Regions from separate parts of the Homo sapiens genome. Here region 1 is linked to region 2. Evidence: read pairs that join two places in POLR2A ChIA-PET (ENCODE). Cell type or tissue: A673. All regions are shown on one strand. Each heading gives the region's core, and the rest is flanking DNA. Links, peaks and the distances in the headings are about the cores only.

Region 1 (2,905 bases), core at 271-2,770, 73 kb before region 2:
TCATTCTCATCTTTGCAAAGGTCCTGGGGCAGGGAAGAAGTCAGTGTGCTTCTCTCATTCTCGTCTTTCCTGTGCACCTGCTTCATCATCCTCTCCTGTTTGACCAGCATCTTCACTCCCTCATCTGCTAGTCTGTGACCAGAACAGCAGCCTCGGGCATCCTCCCAGCTCAACTTTCCAAGACCTGCATAGTCAGTAGCCCAGGGTCCTGATTTTGTTTCCTGGGGCAGAGTCTGATTGACCCACCTTGGTGTCACTCTGGTCCATTTGGGGTGGGGGTTCTTGATTCTGCCATAACCACTTAGGTCAAGGGTCATCAGACCACAGGCCAAATCTCCCCACTGCCTGTTTTTGTGAATGAACTTCGCAAAAGTTCATGTGTGTGGCTGCTTCTGTGTCACAGCGGTGGAGTTGAGTTGTGTGACAGAGATGACATGGCTTGCAGAGCCAGAACTGTTAGTAAACAGTCACCCATTACAGAGAAAATGTGCCAACCTCTGACCCAGGCCAACTCTTTCACTGGGGGCCATGGGTGAGAGAAGATTCTCTCAAGAAAGGGCCCTCTCAGGGAGGTAGTGACTGGCTTTCCCAGGATATTTAAAAACTGGAAATCACCTAAGTGTCCAAGAACAGGGGAAGGATCAGGTAACTTGAAGGATGCCCATGTGACTGGCTGTCACAATACCATCACTGATGATGTGCCAGAAGGTTCTGTCTGCATGGGGAAATGAAACGTTCTGAAAGTGAAGAAGGCCGGAGGGTACTATGTCTGTGCAGCCTAACTTCAGCTGTGTAATGTGCATGCAGTAACCATGGATAAACCTTAAATGAGTGCCTTAAGTATGGGAGTGAAACACTGTTTAGCCAGGGAGTTGGAAGGATCCACTCCAGATGGGGTAGAGAGGTGACCCTGTGGCAGTTGCTGAGGAAATTGGCAGAGCCTGGGCATGGTTCAATATTCCGTGTGCCTATTTCTTCTTTTTTTTTTTTTTTTTGAGGTGGAGTCTTGCTCTGTCACCCAGACTGGAGTGCAGTGGCACAGTCTCAGCTCACTGCATCCTGCATCTCCCAGGTTCAAGTGATTCTCCTGCCTCAGCCTCCCAAGGAGCTGAGACTACAGGCACGCACCACCACACTTGGCTAATTTTTCTATTTTTGGTAGAGATGAGATTTCATCCTGTTGACCAGGCTGGTCTCGAACTCCTGACCTCAAATGATTCACCTGCCTCGGCCTCCCAAAGTGCTGGGATTATAGGCGTGAGCCACCGTGCCCAATCTCCCTGTGCCCACTCTTGTGTTGTTTGAGCTTTGGAAAGTTTAAGAAGTTATGAAAAGTCTGAAATAGGGGAGAAACGTCCCTGAGTATTTAGGGATCAGTAGCACTGTCATCTATAACTTACATTGAAACACATCAAAAATACGGATAAATGGTTAGATAGATGGATAGGTATGTGGTACAGCAAAGTGTTAATTGCAGAATGTAGGTGGTGGCAGTGTGTTTCAACACAACTCTTCTGTGTGTTGAAATTTTCATAAAATAACAAGAGGAAAAGTTAGGGAGAAAATGAACCATGGAGAGGTTTTACAAGTAAAAGGCGGAAGTCTGTCTTCACAATCCGGTATTTTATAGAATATTCACAGGATTATGCAGCCGCTATCTCTATCCAATTTCAGAACATTTTCATCAACACAGAAAGAAACCGCGTCCCCATTGGCAGTCACGCCCCATTTCCCCTCCCTTAGTCCCTGGCAACCACTCGTCGGCTTCCTGTCTCTGTGGATTTGCCTCATGTGGACAGTTTATATAAATGGAGTCATACACTGCATGGCCTTTTGTGTCTAGCTCCTCTCACTCAGCATCATGTTTTTGAGGTTCATCCACGTTGTAGCCTGGAGCAGTGCTTCATTCCTTTTCATGGCAGAATCATTCTCTTGTATGACTATTCCCCAGTTTTCCATCTGTCAGTTGGTGGACAGTTGAAATGTTTGTATTTTTTAGCTATTATGAAAGTGGTGACAAGAACATTCATGTACAAGTTTTTGTACAGATTTATGTTTTTAGTTATGAGCTATATAGGAGTGAAATTGCTGGGTTATATGATCACACTACGTTTATAATTTTCTTTTTTTTGGAGACAGAGTCTCGCTCTGTTGCCAAGGCTGGAGTGCAGTGGCACGTTCTCAGCTCACTGCAACCTCCACCTCCCGGGTTCAAGTGATTCTCCTGCCTCAGCCTCCTGAGTAACTGGGGTTACAGGTGTGCACCACCATGCCTAATTTTTTGTATTTTTAGTAGAGACGGGGTTTCACCATGTTGTCCAAGCTGGTCTTGAATTCCTGACCTCATGATCCACCCACATCGGCCTCCCAAAGTGCTGGGATTATAGGCGTGAACCACTGCGCCTGGCTGAAACAGGGTTTTACCACGTTGGCCAGGCTGGTCTCGAACTCCAGACCTCAAGTGATCCACCCACCTCAACCTCCCAAAGTGCTGAGATTAAAGCCGACCTGTGTTTATCCTTTTGAGAAAACACCAGAGTGTTTTCCAAAGTAGCTACGACATTTTACATTCCTACCTGCAGCCTACGAGGGTTACACTTTCTCCGTATCCTTGCCAACTCTGTTACCGTTAATCTTTTGACTGTGGTCATCCTAGTAGGTATGAAAGTTTTTTGTTTGTTTTTGAAACAGAGTCTCACTCTGTTGCGCAGGCTGGAGCTGGAGTACAGTGGCACAATCTCAGCTCACTGCAACTTTTGCCTCCTGGGCTCAAGTGATCCTCTGGCCTCAGCGTCCTAAGTAGTGGGACTATGGGTGTGCACTACCACACCTGGCTAATTTTTGTACTTCTTGTCTCTACAAGAAGTACTGGGTTTCGCTATGTTGCCCAGGCTGGTCCAGAACT
Region 2 (2,905 bases), core at 138-2,637:
ATCAGGAGAGGTGTGCTTGGAGGAGGCTCCAGTGAGAGGCACCATCCCCAACCCTCCACTTGAAGCGGACCCTCTGTGCTGTCGCCTCGGCCACAGCACCCTCTCACCCAGGAAGCCTCTCTGGCAGTGTCCTTACAGTGGCCTTGATGGTCCACAGCCCCCTGACACCAGGAGCCTGGGTGACAGCACTGCTGAGAAGCCACCTGGGACCCTGAAGGTCTGGGAACTAGGTTTGAGAATTTATATTGTCACAAAGGACCGGAAATCCCCAGAAGTTTTGTGTCAGGGAAGCTGGCAGTTTAGGGCTCAGTGGGAACCGGGTCATTTCACTGTCAGGGCCACTTCCCACCATTTCTGGCTCAGCTCATGGAGAAGTTCCTGTCCCGAAAGTATGTCATCATCTCCCTCTGGTTGTAGGAAACACGACTTGGGAAGCTCATCAACGACGTCCGCAAGAAAACCAAGAACGAGGAGCTCGCCAAGCGGGCCAAGAAGCTGCTGCGGAGCTGGCAGAAGCTCATCGAGCCGGCACACCAGCATGAGGCGGCGCTGCGGGGGCTGGCGGGGGCCACCGGCTCTGCCAACGGGGGCGCACACAACTGCCGGCCGGAGGTGGGGGCGGCTGGCCCACCCAGGAGCATCCATGACCTGAAGAGCCGCAATGACCTCCAGAGGCTGCCCGGGCAGCGGCTGGACAGGCTGGGCAGCCGCAAGCGCCGGGGTGACCAGCGTGACCTCGGCCACCCAGGGCCGCCACCCAAGGTCTCCAAAGCTAGCCACGACCCCCTGGTCCCCAACTCATCCCCCCTCCCCACCAACGGGATCAGTGGGAGTCCAGAGAGCTTCGCCAGCTCCCTGGATGGCAGTGGGCATGCAGGCCCAGAGGGCAGCCGCCTGGAGCGTGACGAGAATGACAAGCACAGTGGCAAGATCCCCGTCAACGCCGTGCGACCGCACACCAGCTCCCCGGGCCTGGGCAAGCCCCCTGGACCCTGCTTGCAGCCAAAGGCTTCGGTGCTGCAGCAGCTGGACAGGGTGGACGAGACTCCGGGGCCTCCCCATCCCAAGGGACCCCCTCGCTGCTCTTTCAGTCCTCGGAACTCACGGCATGAGGGCTCCTTTGCCCGGCAGCAGAGCTTGTATGCACCCAAGGGCTCCGTGCCCAGCCCCTCACCGCGGCCCCAGGCACTCGATGCCACACAGGTGCCGTCACCGCTTCCACTGGCACAGCCGTCCACACCCCCCGTACGGCGGCTCGAGCTGCTGCCCAGTGCGGAAAGCCCAGTGTGCTGGCTTGAGCAGCCTGAGAGCCACCAGCGGCTGGCGGGGCCGGGCTGCAAGGCAGGGCTGTCCCCAGCCGAGCCCCTCCTGTCCCGGGCAGGCTTTTCCCCAGACTCCTCCAAGGCGGACAGTGATGCTGCCTCCTCAGGGGGCTCGGACAGTAAAAAGAAGAAGAGGTACCGACCTCGAGACTATACGGTTAACTTGGACGGGCAGGTGGCTGAGGCGGGCGTCAAGCCTGTCCGGTTAAAAGAGCGGAAGCTCACCTTTGACCCCATGACGAGACAGATCAAACCTCTGACCCAGAAAGAGCCAGTGCGGGCAGACAGCCCTGTGCACATGGAGCAGCAGTCCAGGACAGAGCTGGACAAGCAGGAGGCCAAGGCCAGCCTCCAGAGCCCCTTCGAACAGACGAACTGGAAGGAGCTGTCACGCAACGAGATCATCCAGTCCTACCTGAGCCGGCAGAGCAGCCTGCTCTCATCATCGGGCGCGCAGACCCCAGGGGCTCACCACTTCATGTCTGAGTACCTGAAGCAGGAGGAGAGCACCCGGCAAGGGGCCAGGCAGCTGCATGTGCTGGTGCCTCAAAGCCCGCCCACGGACCTCCCTGGTCTGACCCGGGAGGTCACACAGGACGATCTCGACAGAATCCAGGCCAGCCAGTGGCCGGGGGTGAACGGGTGTCAGGACACACAGGGTAACTGGTATGACTGGACGCAGTGCATATCGCTCGATCCGCACGGCGACGACGGGCGCTTGAACATTCTGCCTTATGTCTGCTTGGACTGACCGGCCTGTCAGCCACAAAGTGCATTCCCATCTTGCAGAAGCCGGGTGGGCGGGCAGGCAGGTGGGCAGGTGGCCGGGGCCCAGCTGCCTCCTGCGCTGGGAACTCGGGGAGTCCGGCCCAGGCGGGAGGGAGGGGGCGGGAGTCACGCGGTCTCTCTGCGCTCTTCCCTCAAAACTCTTTTTGTGAAATGCTGCTACCAGTTTACTAACAAAATTGCGAAGAAGGACCGCGTGGAAGGAAGGACGGCAAAGTGAGTTCAGAACTCTATAGCAAACCAGCTATAAAAAGCGTTAGTCCCTCACCCCCAAAGAGGTGCGGACACTTTCCAGCACCTGAAAGCTGGGGCCTCAGTTGCAGGCAGGCACAGAAAACCTGTGGGAGAGGTCACCTTTAACACAGCAACAGAAGCACGCATCTCATCTCTCTTGCATTTTCTGTTCTTTAATTTGGCCCTGAGTGTCTTGAGACAGTGGGCCATGCCACTGCCTCTGTTTGCTCCCTACCCAGCCACTGTCAGGCCAGTGTTGTCTGTCATGTGCCAGAAGCTTCTCAGCTGTGGTGAGCCACTGGCATTGGGCAGGCGGGCCAGCTGGCCAGCCAGTGTGACCCACACTCCATGGGCAGCCACCTGTTTATATCTGGTTTCAGTTATAACCCAGTTTTTAAAGAAATGCTGCAAAAATTTAAGTTTTCTCATGTTTATTTTAAACAATTCCTCTTCCATCAGACCACCAGACAAAAAAACCTTTCCTTTCTTCCTCCCTTTTCTTTTTTCCCTTCCTGTACACATCTAGAAAACTTCACCTTTCTAGAGTCCCCCCAAAACAACAC

The links. ChIA-PET counts read pairs that join two places held together with the same protein. Peaks named below come from ENCODE experiments on the same cell type or tissue, not always from the same donor. Only the 100,000 strongest peaks of a DNase experiment are listed, where the experiment ranks them.
Region 1: POLR2A ChIA-PET joins it to region 2 with 8 read pairs; 20 of 35 experiments call an interaction of 5 or more read pairs at or near these places.

Annotation. Positions count from the first base shown.
Region 1 is chr19:16,648,800-16,651,704 of GRCh38, reverse strand. All of the region lies in intron 4 of SMIM7 (small integral membrane protein 7), which reads left to right. It overlaps LOC124904647 (a long non-coding RNA gene), which reads left to right. Exons shown (of 2, transcript XR_007067149.1): 2 at 1-1,826. Among named protein-coding and RNA genes, the nearest start is that of SMIM7, 9.9 kb to the left of the region's middle. In A673, for the core only: no CTCF peak of the experiment used is centred there; a DNase peak (open chromatin) is centred at 1,734; H3K4me3 peaks cover 413 bases; H3K27ac peaks cover 1,127 bases.
Region 2 is chr19:16,575,195-16,578,099 of GRCh38, reverse strand. It overlaps MED26 (mediator complex subunit 26), which reads left to right. Exons shown (of 3, transcript NM_004831.5): 3 at 418-2,905. The coding sequence ends at 2,073. All of the region lies in intron 1 of LOC105372295 (a long non-coding RNA gene), which reads right to left. Among named protein-coding and RNA genes, the nearest start is that of SLC35E1, 4.2 kb to the right of the region's middle. In A673, for the core only: no CTCF peak of the experiment used is centred there; no DNase peak of the experiment used is centred there; H3K27ac peaks cover 265 bases.